2 separate regions of the Homo sapiens genome follow, and region 2 is linked to region 1. A link is a loop called in an ENCODE intact Hi-C map of the cell type or tissue named here. Cell type or tissue: HCT116. All regions are shown on one strand. Each heading gives the region's core, and the rest is flanking DNA. Links, peaks and the distances in the headings are about the cores only.

Evidence for each region. Peaks named below come from ENCODE experiments on the same cell type or tissue, not always from the same donor. Only the 100,000 strongest peaks of a DNase experiment are listed, where the experiment ranks them.
Region 2: a loop joins it to region 1, with 12 times the contacts of the local background. A loop is called at or near these places in 8 of 110 quality-filtered maps.

Annotation. Positions count from the first base shown.
Region 1 is chr3:167,029,330-167,037,681 of GRCh38, forward strand. No RefSeq gene overlaps it. Among named protein-coding and RNA genes, the nearest start is that of ZBBX, 350 kb to the right of the region's middle. In HCT116, for the core only: a CTCF peak has its summit at 3,154 (motif pointing left); a DNase peak (open chromatin) is centred at 3,172.
Region 2 is chr3:165,202,859-165,211,210 of GRCh38, forward strand. LINC01322 (long intergenic non-protein coding RNA 1322) reads left to right here and starts at 4,090. Exons shown (of 6, transcript NR_174101.1): 1 at 4,090-4,301. In HCT116, for the core only: CTCF peaks have their summits at 4,050 (motif pointing right) and 7,475 (motif pointing left); DNase peaks (open chromatin) are centred at 4,103 and 7,473; H3K4me3 peaks cover 859 bases.

The sequences.
Region 1 (8,352 bases), core at 61-8,060:
TGTAAAATGAAGTTGAAGTACATGATCTCTGTATATCTGCCAAAAGAAACCTGGCTTTTTCTCCAAGAAAACAAATTTAATGACCACTATTTCAAGTAATAAATAAGACAAAAATGACTCCTTGCAGAACTTGAGTACTAGAATGGTTTATAATTATTAACTGATATTTAGCGTTTATTTTATTCTATTAAATTGTCTCCTAAATTGTGTTAATCCACAGAGGAATACAAACTAAAAGGTTGTATTAAAAGACACTCTATGAGCCTGTAATTGACTTCTCTCAATCTCAAAAACCAACATCTTAAATAATGCATCATAAAGTAAAGCTAGCAATGCATTCAAAGATCCAGCGTATTTAAACATTTCAGACGCAATATTTGTTGACATGATGGTTCATCGTAAAACATTAATATGGTAAATGCCTAGGGAATTTATAAATGCATACACATCAAAATGTTAATTAATTAAAATGAATTAAATTTAGTAAAACTATTATTATCCATGCCTGGCAATTTACGCAAAGAAAGAATTAGGTCCTGTTCGCACTGCTGCTTGATGAGTAGAACACTGGATTAATTATCAAGAATCACAGACAGATTGTTGTTGTTTACATATACTACTTAGAAAGTCAGATTTCTGGACACAATAGATATGCACTTCAGCTATAATGTTAAGGTGGCAGGTCATTAAGCATGATTAGAAGTCAGGCTTCATCTGCAATCCAGGGTTCACATGAAAGCACAGTACATATTTTCTAGCAGGAAGTAAGGTAGGAATGGGGGCAGAAATAAGATTAAGATTCAGAGACGGGAAAGGAGATGCACAGAAAATGAATCAAAGAGCTGCCAAGCCCATTTCCATCACTCCTTTTGACTACAAATGCAGCAGCTGTCTTCTTGGGATGTTTGAAATGTGCTCCTTCAACCTCTGTCAAAGAACATTAGGTACCATAATTTTGCTAGTATATGCTCATGACTTTGCTGCCTGAACTTAAGTAGCACATTCCAGTCTATAATTTCAACTAAGAGCAAAATGAACAAGAGCCCCATAGACTCAATCCTTACCCTTTAGAAGCTGGTAATTGGAAAAAGTGGCCATAATGAAGAGCCCAAAAGAGGAAAATGTAATTAACCAGGAGCTGTGTATAGTGTTTAATTTGATTTTCTTAGCTTGTTAGCTCAGCTGGTTGGAGTGTGGTGTTAATAACGTTAAGATTGCAAGTTCAATTGCCATATGGGCCAGTTAGTTTCACTCAATTCTATGGCTACGGACCAAATGAGTTCTATTGGTCGCAAGAGGAAATAGACAAGAGAGGGTGGATTAGAGAAAATCTATTAATACCACTGTCAAACAAACTCAAAACACTACTGTCAAGGGCAGGGCTGCAGTGAAGACTGCATTTTAATTATTTAAAAGTGGGAAAATGTAAAATTCTGAGAGGTGAAAATTGAGACAAAAATTTAGACTTTCTGAACACTATAATTAGTGTCCTTTATCAAATCAGGAGAAGTTTGCCTGATAAATGTATTTCAGTTGCTTCTTAACTGAGTTCTCAGACATCTAAATTCTAATGTGACTGGGAATATGGATTTCAGCTGAAGTGGATTAGATATGTAAGATGAGAGAGATTCACAGCGGAGAGAGACAGTCTTTAGGGCTGACTGGGGAGGAAAGCAGAAATAAGGAAAATAAGGTTGGTAATAGAAACACAACGTTAAAGAACAGGAAATTGCTTTGTCATTTACTCAATCTGAAATAGGTCCAGTGTCTGGACAGACTCACCCAATCTTATGATTGGGCTCTAATCCCCTCTTAGAACTGTGATCTATTTTAAGTTAAGTAAAGGTGAAGTCCTAAACAAACCCTGGAATAAACCAATTACAAAAGATTACAACGTACATCTACATAACTACCTTAGCCCAGGGGAAAATGTGCAGGCAATTCCTCTTTATCCTAAGATCCTGAAACCACAAACACACATCTACAACTGAGTGCTATCATACTTAACACATATGTAACATGCAATAGTCACTTTGCTATATGAAACCAACATGTCTGGAACTGTTTTATAATACTCCCAGAGAAATATGGGAGAAAAAGTTTGACCTAAATTAATTTGCTAGCAAATCCTTATCATAATGACACGGCTGATAAAGAATCTGGAGTATGAGTATTGAATAAATCAGCCCCGGGGGGAGGAGCGGGTTCTTTAAGAACCAAGAGCAAGTATGCAGCACCGTTTGCAGGTCACCTGTTCCCCCTTTAACCCACAAATCTGGTTCTCCTCTCGTTCTATCTTACTTCAGCCGCAAGGAAAATCAGTCATATCTTTGGTCTTTCCATTCTTAAGCAAAACAAGACCTTTCTGGCACGTTTCGTGAGAATCCCAGATAAAAGTTATATCTGTAAAGTTCTACAGCTTGCCTGAAAGTTCTCAGGACTCTTAAATTTCCCGGTGGGAAGCAGGGAAAAAACCAAGTACAACTTCCCTCCTCAGTCTCTCCCGATAAATGCACCAGTAAGCAAAATTTGATAGAAAATTAAAGACATAATTCTCTATTTGACGTTATATGAATAAAAACAACTGGCATACTATTAGGTTTCTTTTGAATGGTGATTCATTCTAGAATTCAGCCCCAAACTTTTTTGTACTCTCCTCTTTAAACGTTTTCTTTCATAATAAATAGCAGAGACAAAAGTGTTTCTATTGGGAAGTGTGAGAGTAAAGAGATATACAATTAACTAGTGGTCTGCTCAGTTACAGGAAAAATGCCTGAACAGCATTCTGTTATCTTGCAATAATGGGGCCATTTATGTGCATCACATTTTCATTTTCAGTTCTGTGCTAATTTAAATCATTTTCATTTGAATTCCCAATCTTAACTTTTTCCCCTACACATGCCTGGCTAATAAAAATGCTTGATTTATTAATATTGCACTTATTACAATATTAATTGTACTTTATTAATAAAGAGTTACAGCACTTTATTAATAAACTAAATTTCAGCAACTAGATCTAGTAAGGCAATTACAAATACTACGGCCAGCTAGAATAATATTTTAAGTGTTTTAGAAATGTCAGATGAAAACTTGTTAAACCAGACAAGCACCAATGACAGTTAATAGCAGTGTTCTCATGCCCCCTGTTGGTTACTTACTTGAGAATCGCATTGAAGCTAAGTCATTTTGCAACCAGAGAAAAAATGTCCAATGTTTTCACTTGAATCTGGTTTGGATCATAAACTAAAAGGTATTTACACACACACACACACACACACACACACACGAATGTATCCCTCTGGTTTCATGTTTGAATTGAAGCTAAAAAAAAGTGAGATTTAAAGAGAGGGTGAATTTTGCATTGGGTGTGAAAAACTCCCACATCCACTTACACTCACAATTGGTGAGTGCCATCCATGTATTAAGTATTTTCTCATGAGATTTTAACATTTTGGTATAGCGCAAAGAGCATGAACTTTTAAACTACGTAGTCCTGAGTTTGAACCAAGTGAATTTATCTTCCTTATCAATCACATTAAACCATATAAACATGGAAAGTTATTTTTTTATCTTGAAAATGATTTGGGTTATAATTCTTATTACACATTGTTGGTTTGAAGATTAAAAGATAAATAGTTTGTCTGAAAGTGCCTACTAAGTATATGTTAAATGCTAAGTAATTGTTAGTTTTTTTTTTTTTACAACTCTCTGATGTAAACATTATCTATATCTCACTTTTTAGATAGAATAATTGAGGTTCAGGCATATAGAAAAAAGTGGCCAAGCTTTTGCAGCTAGTGAATGATAATGCTGGCATCAAAACCCAGAACATTTTGCCTCTAATGCAAGCATATTTTGTGATATTGTTTATACAACTTTATTATAACTCAGTGTTACAAAATCAGGTCTATATAAGCTACTCTACCTTGATTTACATCTTATAAAATTTAATAAGCAAAATGTGGAAAAAGAAGGAGTGGTCTTATTTAAAAAGTGTCCTGAACAATATTCTAACAAAGATTTGACTTTCGAAAAATAAAATCAGAGTATTCTCAAAATAATCACTGACTATTCTCAAAAATAATGCTAAAATATTAATTATTTGACAACAATTTACTCTCTTTGTGAACATAATATACCATCTCTTTGCATTTTGCTACTACTTCTCCTATTAGAAATACCAGCTTCTAGGAAGTTCTCAAGGGTTTTTATATCTACTCTATAAATGAATGAAAAGTTCTTACAGATTTTCATTACCACGTGGACGTCTATAAGCAGAATTAAATATTAATGTAAGTACAGATGTTTAATTATCAAGTAGAATTGATAATATTCTCAACACAAGACACCTAAAATAATTTTATTTTATACTCAGAAATTAAATGTCATCATTTATTAATTGGTCAGACTTTTTTTTTTTTTGACTCAGTCTCACTCTGTCGCCCAGGCTGGAGTGCAGTGTGGTCAGACTTTTAAAATAATATAATTAGAAATAAATTTGTGTTTTCCACCAGCGCTTTAGGTTGCAAATTATTCAAAATTACTGAATCATGTCCAAATATTCTAATTGTTATAATAATTCTGTTAGAAGAGGAGCCACATATGGGAGTAATTAAATACACACTTGTTTCTATTTTAGGGTAACGTGGAAAAGCCTAGGGACTTAAATATCTGCCCACTCATGTAATTTCCTGGGTAGATCATAAATCAACGTTAATAAGTCCAAAGTATCAATTTTTGATGGGTCTGGAATTTGCACATATATATTTCATAATGAATCAGTGTAGGTCATTTCTTTATCAGCAAAGACATGTGCCATTATAATTATACTAATCTTAGTGGAAAGTGCTAAGTTAAGGTCATACAAGTCAATTAAGCTTTGTTGAATGGGATAAACTAAAATAAATAATTATATACTGGTACAAGAATGATGTGTTGGATACAGAGTTACATCATTCTTGTAAGTCCATTTCTTGATCTATTCATTAACAAGTATTTACTGGTAAAAGACAACTTGGTGTAAATCTGATTAACTACTTGCTAACAGGCATACAGCAACTACCTCATAGCTTCAAATCTCTCTTATCTTTAAATTAGTGACAAAAAATGCCCAACTTCACAAGATTGCTGTAGAATTCAAAATACATTAGAATTCAAAATACAGTAAAAGTGGCATTTAATATCTCTGCAGTAAATATTATCTCAGTCTAAACACCTCTCTATAAAGGGTTTCTTGAACCATAAATTATTGGACAAGAATACATTTTACATCCTTTCTAAATCTAACCTTTGATAGTACTACAAATTCACCATGCCTAAATGTCAGAACTAGATACTGGGATATTGTTCCAGATTCTTCTTTGCAATGGATGTTTCTAAAATAAAATGTGTATCAACCTTATTCCATAATTTTAATCAAAGTATATCGTGTATGGAAACAGATAATGTTTCTTTAAAAACTTTTATATTAAGTTCAGGGCTAGAAGTGCAAGTTTGTTACATAGGTAAACTTGTGTCATGGGGGTTTGTTGTATAGATTATTTTGTCACCCAAGTATTAAGCCTAGTACCCATTGTTTTTCTTGATCCTCTCCTTCCTCCCAACCTTCACCCTCCAAAAGGCCCTAATGTGTGTTTTTCCCCTCTATGTGTCCATGTGTACTCATCATTTATCTCCCACTTATAAGTGAGAACATCTGGTGTTTGATTTTCTGTTTCTGTGTTAGTTTGCTAGGGATAAGGGCCTCCATCTCCATCCATGTCCCTGCAAAGGACGTGATTTCATTCTATTTTATCACTGCATAGTATTCCATGGTGTACATTACTACATTTTCCTTAGTCTATCATTGATAAGTATTTAGGTTGATTCCATGTCTTTGCTATTGTGAATACCGCTGCAATGAACGTACACATGCATGTGTCTTTATAATAGAATGATTTATATTCCTTTGGGTATATACCTAGTAACGGGGTTGCTGGGTCAAATGGTATTTCTGTCTTTTGGTGTTTGAGGAATCGCAACACTGTCTTCCACAATGGTTGAACTAATTTACACTCCCACCAGCAGTGTAGAAGTGTTCTTTATGCTCCACAACCTTGCCAGTGTCTGTTATTTTATTGACTTTTTAATAATAGCCATTCTGACTACTGTGAGATGGTATCTCATTTTCATTTTGATTTGCATTTCTCTAATGATCAGTGATGTTGAGATTTTCTCATGATTGTTGGCTGCATGCATGTCTTCTTTGCAAAGAGTCTGTTCATGTCCTTTGCCCACTTTTTAATGGGGTTCTTTGTTTTTTTATTTAAATTTGTTTAAGTTCCTTATAGATGCTGGATATTTGTCAGATGGATAGACTGCAAAAATTTTCTCTCATTCTGTAGGTAGTCTGTTTATTCTGCTGATAGTTTCTTTTGCTGTACAGAAGCTCTTTAGTTTAATTGGATCCCATTTGTCAATGTTTTCTTTTGTTGCAATTGCTTTTGTTGTCTTTGTCATGAAATCTTTTCCCATGCATATGTCCTGAATTGTACTGCTTAGGTTGTCTTTCAGGGTTTCTATAGTTTTGGGTTTTACATTTAAGTCTTTAATCCACCTTGAGTTAATTTTTGTGTACGGTGTAAGAAAGGGGTCCAGTTTCAATCTTCTGCATATGGCTAACCAGTTATCCCAGTACCATTTATTGAATAGGGAATCCTTTCGCCATTGCTTGGTTTTGTCAGGTTTGTCAAAGATTAGATATTTGTAAGTGTGTGGTCTCATATCCAGATTCTGTATTCTGTTCTATTGGTTTATGTGTCCCTTTTGGACCAGTATCATGCTGTTTTGGTTACTGTAGCCTTACATTATAGTTTGAAGTTGGATAGCTTTGTCCTCCAGCTTTGTTCTTTTTGCTTAGGATTGCCTTGGCTATTTGGGCTCTTTTTTGTTTCCATATGAATTTTAAAATGGTTTGGAAACAGATAATGTCTTACAAATAAAAAATCCAGTCAAGGCTTTAGCTTCAATTCAACTATTCTGTTCTACTTACAAGAAATTTTCCATATATGTATCTTTTTTTTTTTTTTTTTGAGACAGGGACTCACTTTGTCACTCAGGTTGGAGTACGGTGGCATGATCTCTGTTAACTGCAACCTCTTCCTCCTGGGCTCAAGTGATGGTCTCACTTTACCCTCCTGGGTTGCTGGTACTACAAGCTCATGCACCCATGCCCAGCTAATTTTTGGTAGGGAAGAAGTTTCAACCATGTTGCTCAGGCTGACCTTGAACGCCTAACCTCAAGTGATCAGCCTGCCTCAGCCTCCCAAAGTGGTGAGATTACAGGCGTGAGCCACAGTGCCCAGCCCATATGTGTATCTCAAAATGTTTCATAACAGTGCATAAACAATAGGAAAGGAATAAATGTAAATGAAAAACATGTAGTGTTGTTTGAAAAATTTCCCCTTCATGTAGTAACCTTGAAATAAATTTTGGTTCATGCCTAAATCTGATAAAAAGAAAAAAAAATCTTTAATAAATGTAAAAATGAAAGCAGACCAATCACCATGACTTACACCTATAATCTCAGCACTTTGAGAGTCTGAGATCAGCAGATGGCTTGAGCCCATTTGTTCAAGACCAGCCTGGGCAACATGGTGAAATCCCGTCTCTACAAAAATACAAAATATTAGCCGGGGGTAGTGGAATGCGCCTGTAGTCCCAGGTACCCAGGAGGCTGAGGTGGGAGGATCACCTGAGCCTGGGAGGTTGAGGCTGCTGTGAGCCATGATTGCGCCTGGGTGAAGGAGTGAGACTCTGCCTCAAAATTAATTAATTAATTAATTAATTAATTAATTAAAATTAAAAAGTAAAGAGAGAGACAGTAATACCATAAAACTGAGAATGTTCTACTCACAAAAATCATCCTATAAATATTTGTTCCCAAGATGCTGCATTTTCCTCACTGAAAGCTGTATCTTATTTATTTATTTATTTTTACGGACATATAAGCAGTGCAAGTGCTAACAATTGTAGAGATAGAAAGAAATAGATAGAAAGAGATAGACAGAAAGAAAAGAGTGTTATACAACTTTTAAACCGTGTAAGAGTCTTAATTTTGAGGGTGCTTAGGCCGCATTGAAGAACTCTGGAAATAGTTTTGACAGAAGTTTCTTCTTTGTGTCTTCTAGATCAAGGAGGCCAAAACTTGTTAGATTCCCGACTGCACAGCATTCAAATGTCCTGACAAATTGTCAGGAAATGACCCTCCGTAAAGTTGCTTTACCAAGGGTCAACTAAAGTAAAGTAGTGTCCTGAATGTCAGTTCCTTTAGTCGGGCCCACCTCTTAGTGGCAAAATGGCTGTGATAGGCTG
Region 2 (8,352 bases), core at 170-8,169, 1.8 Mb before region 1:
ACACCTGTTACTCAGTAAGCTGGACTGGCTTCTTTCTACCATGTGGACAGTATAGTGTTCACTTTACAAGGAATTGAGATCCATCCAACTAGTTTAAGAAAAGGGTTGTTGGTGGGATTTTGTTTGTTTGTTTATTTAAAAGATTTACGGTCTTCATCTCATAGAAATCAAGAACTGAAACTAGTACAGCCAAACTTCATGGGAAACATAATTGGATATTAGATCTTTTTTCTGTCTCTTTTGGGGTCTGCATGGTTGCCTCCCTGACACTTTCCTTAATTTCTTTCCGTTCTTTACAGAAGGCAGAGTGATTCCTAAAAATTCAAGTATGATGCAATTTTCGGTAACCCTCTACTGGTTTCCTATCTCTCTACGTAAAAGCCAAAGTCCTTACACAGGTTATAAGCCCTATATGATCTTTCACTCAGCCTGTATCTGACCTATGCCCTATCATTTACTCTTTTGCTCCCACTGTGCCAGCCACATTTTCCATCTTGCTTTTCCTTCGACTTAAGAAGAGCACACATATCTCAGGACACTTGAAGCTGCTATGCACTCTGCCCAGAACATCCTTCCACAAATATTAGCTGGCACCTTCACTATATTTAGGTTTCTGTTCAAATGACATACAGTCATGTAGGCATTCTTGACCATGCTATCCCAAGTAGTAATTCCCTCATTACTCCTGAACTGCATAACTTGTTTATTCCTACAGTTTCTCTACCTGATAATATATAATTTATTTACTTTTGGGTTTTACTGTCTACCACCTCCTACAACAATAAGTTTCATCAGAACAGGGACTTTAATTCATTGTGGTACCATTGCCACCCAAAGCAGTGCCCAGTACATAATAGGAATTACATATGAATGTTTTGGAGGAATGAAATGAATGACTATTACTTCTAATCGCTACTTCCTTTTGAGTCTCCACCATTTTTTTTCCTGCTAAGTAGTTCTTTTTTGTATTAGCTAGCAGTCAGTTCACAGTTATTTCATGACCTTTAATTTATAATGTTCTCTAGCAACTGATAACTTCTCTCTTTTCTGTTAGTTCAAATTCCTGAAAATCTAATTGGATAGGTTATTTGTTTTTTTTTTTTTTCAGTAAGGCCACACAGACCACAAATTTCTGGACAATCTCTGACTGTATTCTTTTCAGTCAGGTATACACACTTATCTAATAAAGCAGAGCCACCTCAGAACATGGCTGCATAGGCCTGAGGGCCTGTGGGAAGACATCCAGGCAACATAAATACATCTAACACATAGAACTGTTGCAGCTTCATCTGCACCAATGTTCTTCACTGTCCTAAGTCCTACTCATGAGTCTGACATCATTCCTCAATTCACTGCATCAGTCTTTTACTTCCATGTTTCTTCTTCATCAGATGACTCCTCCAGGCTTTTGTTGTTCTTGTTACACTTCTTTCATCACAGATATAACTATGTATTTATAGTTCTCCTATGATAAATAAATAAGTCTCTGCCTTGACTCTAAAGACAACAAAATTACCCCATACTGTCACTTCCCCAAGGCTATCCCAATTAACTTTGGCGTGGTAAGCAAGAAATATCATGCCTTTACATAGATCCTGCTGTGGACACACACTAAGGTGACCCCCAATGAATCATGCCCTTGCCTAATCCCCTCTTGTTTTGTGTGGATGGAACCTGGTACTTCCTTCTACTCAATAAAATATGGCAAAGGGGAAATAATTATTCAGATGTAATTCAACTCCCTGATCAGATGATTCTGAGTTAATCAAGAGAGGTTATTTGGGGGTGGGCCTGGCTTAATCAGGTGAAATTCCTTAAAAGAGAGATTGGTGACCGCCTGAAAATGAAAACACATTTTCCTGATGTCCTTGAAGAAGCAAGCAACCATGGGTTCTACAACCCTAAAGAAATAAATACTTCAACAACCTGATTAAATTTGGAAATAAATTATTCTCTGTCAAGCCTCTGGATAAGAATACAGCCCAATTGGCCTCTTGATCACAGTCTCATAAGACATTGAGCAGAGGACTCAGCCATGTCTGGACTGCTGACCTATGGAAACTGTGATGTAATAAATGTATTTTGTTTTAGTCCACTAAATTTTTGGTAATTTGTTATACAGTAATAGAAATCTAATACAGATCTTCATCCTAGTTCACTGAAAGAGACAGACATTAAAAGGCCCCTATTATTTTCTTTCTTTAGACCTCACGGTGTGACATTGTCTTAAACTTTTTCTTTTCTTGAGTTACACATATTAAATTATGGAAAATGAAATAACATCCTTTACTTCCTTAGTATCTTTCTATTTGGTGATTTACTCCTTTATTATATTTTCCCTGTTCTCAGTGTTTTAAGACTAACTTTAGACCTTTCAGAAAACGACACGTGACCATAATACTTTTCTTCCTCCCTTAACCACGTCGTCATCTTTTCTGCATGCAGCATCAGCTCCTATCATTTTCAGCTGGTTCTGATGAGCATAGCCACAATGTCTTTGACTATGAGATTCATATGTTAACTCCTCTCATTAATGTCTCACTTTTTTTTCTGTTTATACATTTAAATATTTAATTTACTTAATATTTTCAAAAGAATTCTTAAATTTTTATATATTTACTTAAACAATGCTTAATATTTACTTAAACAATATTTTGTAAAAAATGGGAATATTTACTTAAACAATGATTTTGTAAGGTCAAGATGTTTATGTGTGAAAATTTATCCCTGATTTATCTACATGTTACATCTGAATATTCATGTAAATTTTATTTGGTTAGACACATCTATATGTGAAAACATCTGTTTTCGGACCTTTAACAAACTCACAAAAATTACAGTATAAATATTTGGTACATACTATCTGTATTTAAAATAAAAATTTTACTTTTCTTCAGAATATGTTTAGTGGTATGTACTTGAAAAACCGGTATGTTCATTTGTTATACAAATGGAAATAAACACTTGAGATGAAATACTGATGGAGGAAATTTCTTCTGTTTATTCTGCCGGACATTCTCAAAAACTGATTTGAAAATGAAGTGATTAGGAATTTCTGTTTCCCAAGAGGGCCCCACAGAGTGCATAATCAATCTCTGGTTCACATTTCCCTGACAAAACAAAACAAAACAAAACAAAACAAAAAAACACCACAACCACTCTACATAAGATTCTGATTAAAGAGTTTTAAAGTGAAATTTGTATTTTTAAAAAGTGAAATTGAAAATCGTGATGCAATGATAGAAGTAGGAGTCGTGGCAGGGGTGGGGTTCACTCATCTGCAGGTAATGAAGAAATTTTTAACGATTATATTTCTAAATGCATGCCGCAGTAGACAAGCCATAAAATGTTCTATTCAATTAATTAAGCTTATATCTCATCCAGGTATACCAAATTATTCTCTTTAAGGGAAAGAAGCTTAGGGAGATTAATAGTGGGAAATTAATTGAAAGAGCTTTTTTTTTGAAATATTAAAGTCATATGAACACCTGATCACATGAGGTATAGTTGAAACTGCTTTTCCTTGTTCTCATACTAAAGTCAGTGTAATGCATTGATAAAAAGCAGACTAAACATTTCCAGAGGTAAGGTTCATAGTTTTTCAAAGTAGCAGAGCATGTTTAACGCACTTGGATTGCGTTAGTTCAGAGGGATAGATTTCTCTTTTGGAAAGCTGCCTTTCAGTTAAATACCCAAATCTTGAAACTTCTGATAGTAGTCAGTGTTAATTATCTTCCTTTGAGACGAGTCACCAAGAAGCAGAAAATTTGCCATCTCGTGGTGTTTGTACATACGTGAAATCTATATTTTTTATTTTATTGTGAAGTACGAAAGACAGAGAATATTCATAGGCAACAGAATGAGATCTTCCTGCAATTTTTGGTCTTTTCTTAATCCACAGAAATGTGTAAATAAAACCATGTGATTATTTAACAAGAGAAAAAACCATTTGATTATTTAAAAAGAGAATTTTCTGACATCCTTGTTCCACCCACAGTTGTTATAAATTTGCTGCAGCTGCTTCTTAACGCCTCCAGATGGCGTGCTGGTGCTCGTTCGCGCCTCCCAGCGACCGGCCAGTTGCCAGCTGCTGGAGAGAATGAGCTTGGAGCCGCAGGGCTTAATCCCGCGCGGCTCAGAGATGGGTTTCTGGACTCGCGAAGCAGCTGCAACAAGGCATCACTCACTGTATAAGTATTTCCATTTCTGAGAGCAAAAGGAAGAACTTAAGCGGGCGGCACTTGGAGTGTAAATTGCTTTGTAGTATTTAAAGGCAGAATGGATCCTGGGCAGCCGAGCTGGTACGTGCAACAGAAACTACTCAATGGAATTGTTCTGGGTAGGACTGGTCTGATCGTCCTTTGTGTACCAAACGTTGTGTGTCCTGGATTGCGCCTATGTGTATACACCCATTTCATGTTCACCAGGATCATGGGGACTTGGGAGTCACAATCTTTCATTTTTCCAAAATGATACAATAAAAGCTTTACGGAACATTGTTTATTAATAGAAATGTGACCCGAGTCACAGTCTTAAGAAACACATGATAATGATAGAAAAATACTTTTATGTTTCTTTGTTAGAGAAAAAGAAAGTAAACCTAAACTGTATCACTGTGCAGTGTTACTAGATATGACTTAAAAGACAATGGCAAAAAATGTTTGACTGCCGTGGAGTAGACTTTTACCTGTAGGTGTAGACTTAAACACACCTGTAATATATCAGTGTTTTCAAATCTATGTGCCAGAAAAAAACATGGTGTAGCTATGAAAACACTAGTTATGAAAAATGCATGTCATGCATATGTACATTTTGTTTTGTAAATGTGTGTTGTGTATATACACATGTATATGTGACCTAGATGCAGAATTATTATCGTATGATTACAAATAGACATGTGCTGAATATAGATGAATTTCTGCACCTTCATACATTGTATGTCTATCTGGATAACTTAGTATGCAGATCCATTACCACAATATTAAATCTGAATTTAAAAGAATATATTTGTTTTACTGTTATACTTTACATTTGTTGAATTTCATTCAGTTGTGCATTGAGTTTTCTATGCTTTTAAATTCTGAGGAAAGGTTGGTTTTTACATTTTGAACATAAATTATTTGCCGAGGTGATTATATGGGGATAGGATGCATAGATATATAAATATAGGTTCCCTAAAGTTCAGGTTGTATGTGGAATTCACAAGAGTTTTGAAAACTCGAGAGTTCTGACCGAGAGTTTATATTAGAAACAACAAAATTGAAAGATTAAGATTCAGAGCTAAATTGGACATAATCGAGGCTGAGGTTTTATATTTAGTAATATTACTCTAAGATTAATGTTAGATTACTTATAAACTTGTATAGATTCCCTTGAACAGATGTTGTTCATGAACCAGTGACTGAATTGTATCTTTTATCATTGCACATAAGCAGATATAACACAATTCAATACAAGAAATATGACTTGAAAGCTAACTAGGTAAGATAGCATGCTAAATAAAGCCTAAAATACTGAGAAAAGTTAGAAACTATTGAGTCCCTGTCCTCAAAGAGTTGCCATTCAAATGACTAGGTTAGGCATGTTCATGAATATGAGTACACAGTAAAATACAAAATAAATGCCATTAAAGTGAGACATGCACAGGTGTGTAGCATTTAAATTGAGGGAGCGATCTAAATTAGGGGCATTAGTAAGGCCTTCAGATTGGAAAGCCCCCTTCTAAACAGATGGTTTAAAAGAACAATTTTGGTAGGTGTGAAGAGGTTCTGGGCGAGAGATGTATTCAGGTCAGACATTTGGTTTGGGTTGGCTATGGCCTTCTTTATTGGTCTCAGAGGTAAGCAGTAAGAGATAATATTATACAAATAGGCTGTGTGATATTGAAGATGATCGTGAACATGGGACTGAAATTTGGGGATTTCATCATCAGTTCATTCCTAGTGCCACTAACAATGTAGGCATTTAGTATTCTTAAAACATTGAATGTTGTACATAACAACAAGGGCCAGCATAAAGTTTTAGGATATTTGTATGGTTTATGTATTGCATGTCTACCATATTAGAATGTAAGTTGCAAAACATAGCACTCTTTTTCAATATTATATCCTCAGAGCCTAGAAAGTACTTGAAAAATATTTATCTACTGAATGAATTAATGAATAGTAAAATTGGAATACGGTCAGGGTTCTATATCATTCACATTTAGTTTTCCTGATGGTCTTAAATTACTAAAATCCTCAAAATTTACCAAGTCTTTGAAGCTATTGTGTCAGCTGATTCCACTTACGGCTCAGGTACTTCTAAGCAAGTTCCCTGGAATTACCACTATTGGTATTTAATCTTACTCTATTTTTAACCTCTTTTATGAATAGAATTGCCTTTACATTTTTAAAATGGTTATTAAGATAATTATAAACTGTGTGATTATTCAGGCAGAATTAAACAGTTCCTCTTCATATCCCTATAGTAGAAATAGTGAGTATATAACACAGGTTAAACAAATACATTCAGGAAAAGAGTTGAGGGTTTGAGGAATGTCTTTGCTCCCTGTAACGTATGTTTACCTCCGTATTAGAACGCTTCTAATATTTGGTTCTCTGCAACTTGATTTAGGCGAAACTCTCTAGAGCCTCTTTATAATTTTGGATATGCAGAGTGATCATTTGGGGAATCCTTAGCTGTGTGTTTACATAGTATTGGGAACTCTGTGATAATTTCTATGGGTCACAGCCCCTGACCCCGCAACAGCAGTGCTCCTCTTTTTTGTTCCTGTATACTGATATCTATACTTTTTATGGACAATGACAGGAATATGTGGATAAACTAGTGAAGAAAAAAGTTTTTGTCATTTGAAAGGATGATACTGGGTGAAAAGATACAATGATTTTAAAGGAATGTATAAACATGATCTGCCCAACTAAATTATAAATGAATGCATAATGACTTGCAAATAGAAGGGCCAAATAAACAATGTCACTGAACCAACAACTTCAGAAATAAACCCCTGGAGTTTCCCCTGCTCCTCAAGAGAGATCTTTCCTCTGTGATAATGATTTATATATCTTAATTTACTTTTATATCACTCATCTAAAAATATACAAGGGTGGAATTTCTCACTTTAAAAATATATGTCGATGGGGTTTATATGTGTCAGTTCAACTGAGGATGCAAGCTTTTAGTTTCAGCTTGAGCTAATCTGTGCGAAGTCAGGCTTTTTCTCTCAATAGTGTCAATAAGACAAATTTCCACACTAGCCTGGTCTCCATCCTGTTGGACTTGCTGGTAATGCTTTATTTTTATCCCTGTGAGAGGAGGTAGTATGGCATGGTGGCTGGCCCAAGACTTTCACCTTATTTGAAACCCTAGTGTATGGCTTGGCCTGGAGATTAATCTATTAGGGAAAGTACACCTTGTCTAAATACTGCTGGACATTCAGTTTTGGAGAAATCTACTGCAGTGTGTACTGCAGGATTTTTCCCCCTAGTGGTTGACTTAAGGCTGTTGTATTAAAACAATAGAAATAGACTTTTCTTCATATATGGAGCTAGCTTGGTCAATATTTTCTAACTTATGTTTTTAAAAACTTATTTCAGAAGAAATGATTATTTCTTCTGAATGATCATTGTTAAATGATCATTTTGAAAGATACAAATACAATGCCCTGAACAACATGCTTGTGTGTCTTCTTTGGAAGGCCGGACATTCAAAATTACACAAATACAAAATATATACAAATAATGGAAGTGTTTCTGCTACTAGATTCACACTGTACTCCTTTTTCTGGGTGTAGTGGAAAGATCTCTTCTCCCTCTGTGTATCCTAATGTCACTGTTTTTTTAATCAGCGGTGACACTGAATCAGTTTAACATGATTTTTCTTTAGCCTGTGTGACCATACTGTAAACTCCTTAAAGGCAGGAAACAAATCTCATGCTTTCTTTGAATCTCTCTATTATACTAAACATACTGCCAGCCACAAACAGCACTTAAGTTTATAATTATTTTTTTGAAGTAGGGCCTCACTCCGTCACCCAGGCTAGAGTGCAGTGGCACAATCATGGCTCACTGCAACCTTGACCTTCTGGACTCAGGTGATCCTCCCACCTTAGCCTCCAGAGTAGCTGGGACTGCAGGCACACGCCATCATGCCCAGCTAATTTTTGTATCTTTTTGTAGAAACAGGGTTTCACTATGTTGTCCAGACTGGTCTAGAACTCCTGGGCTCAAGCAATCTGCCCGTCTCAGCCTCTCAAAGTGCTGGGATTACAAGTGTGAGCCCCCTGGGCCCTGCCATTTTTTTTTGAATGATTGAGTAAAGATTAAATTATTATGTTTTCACACTAATTAAAAT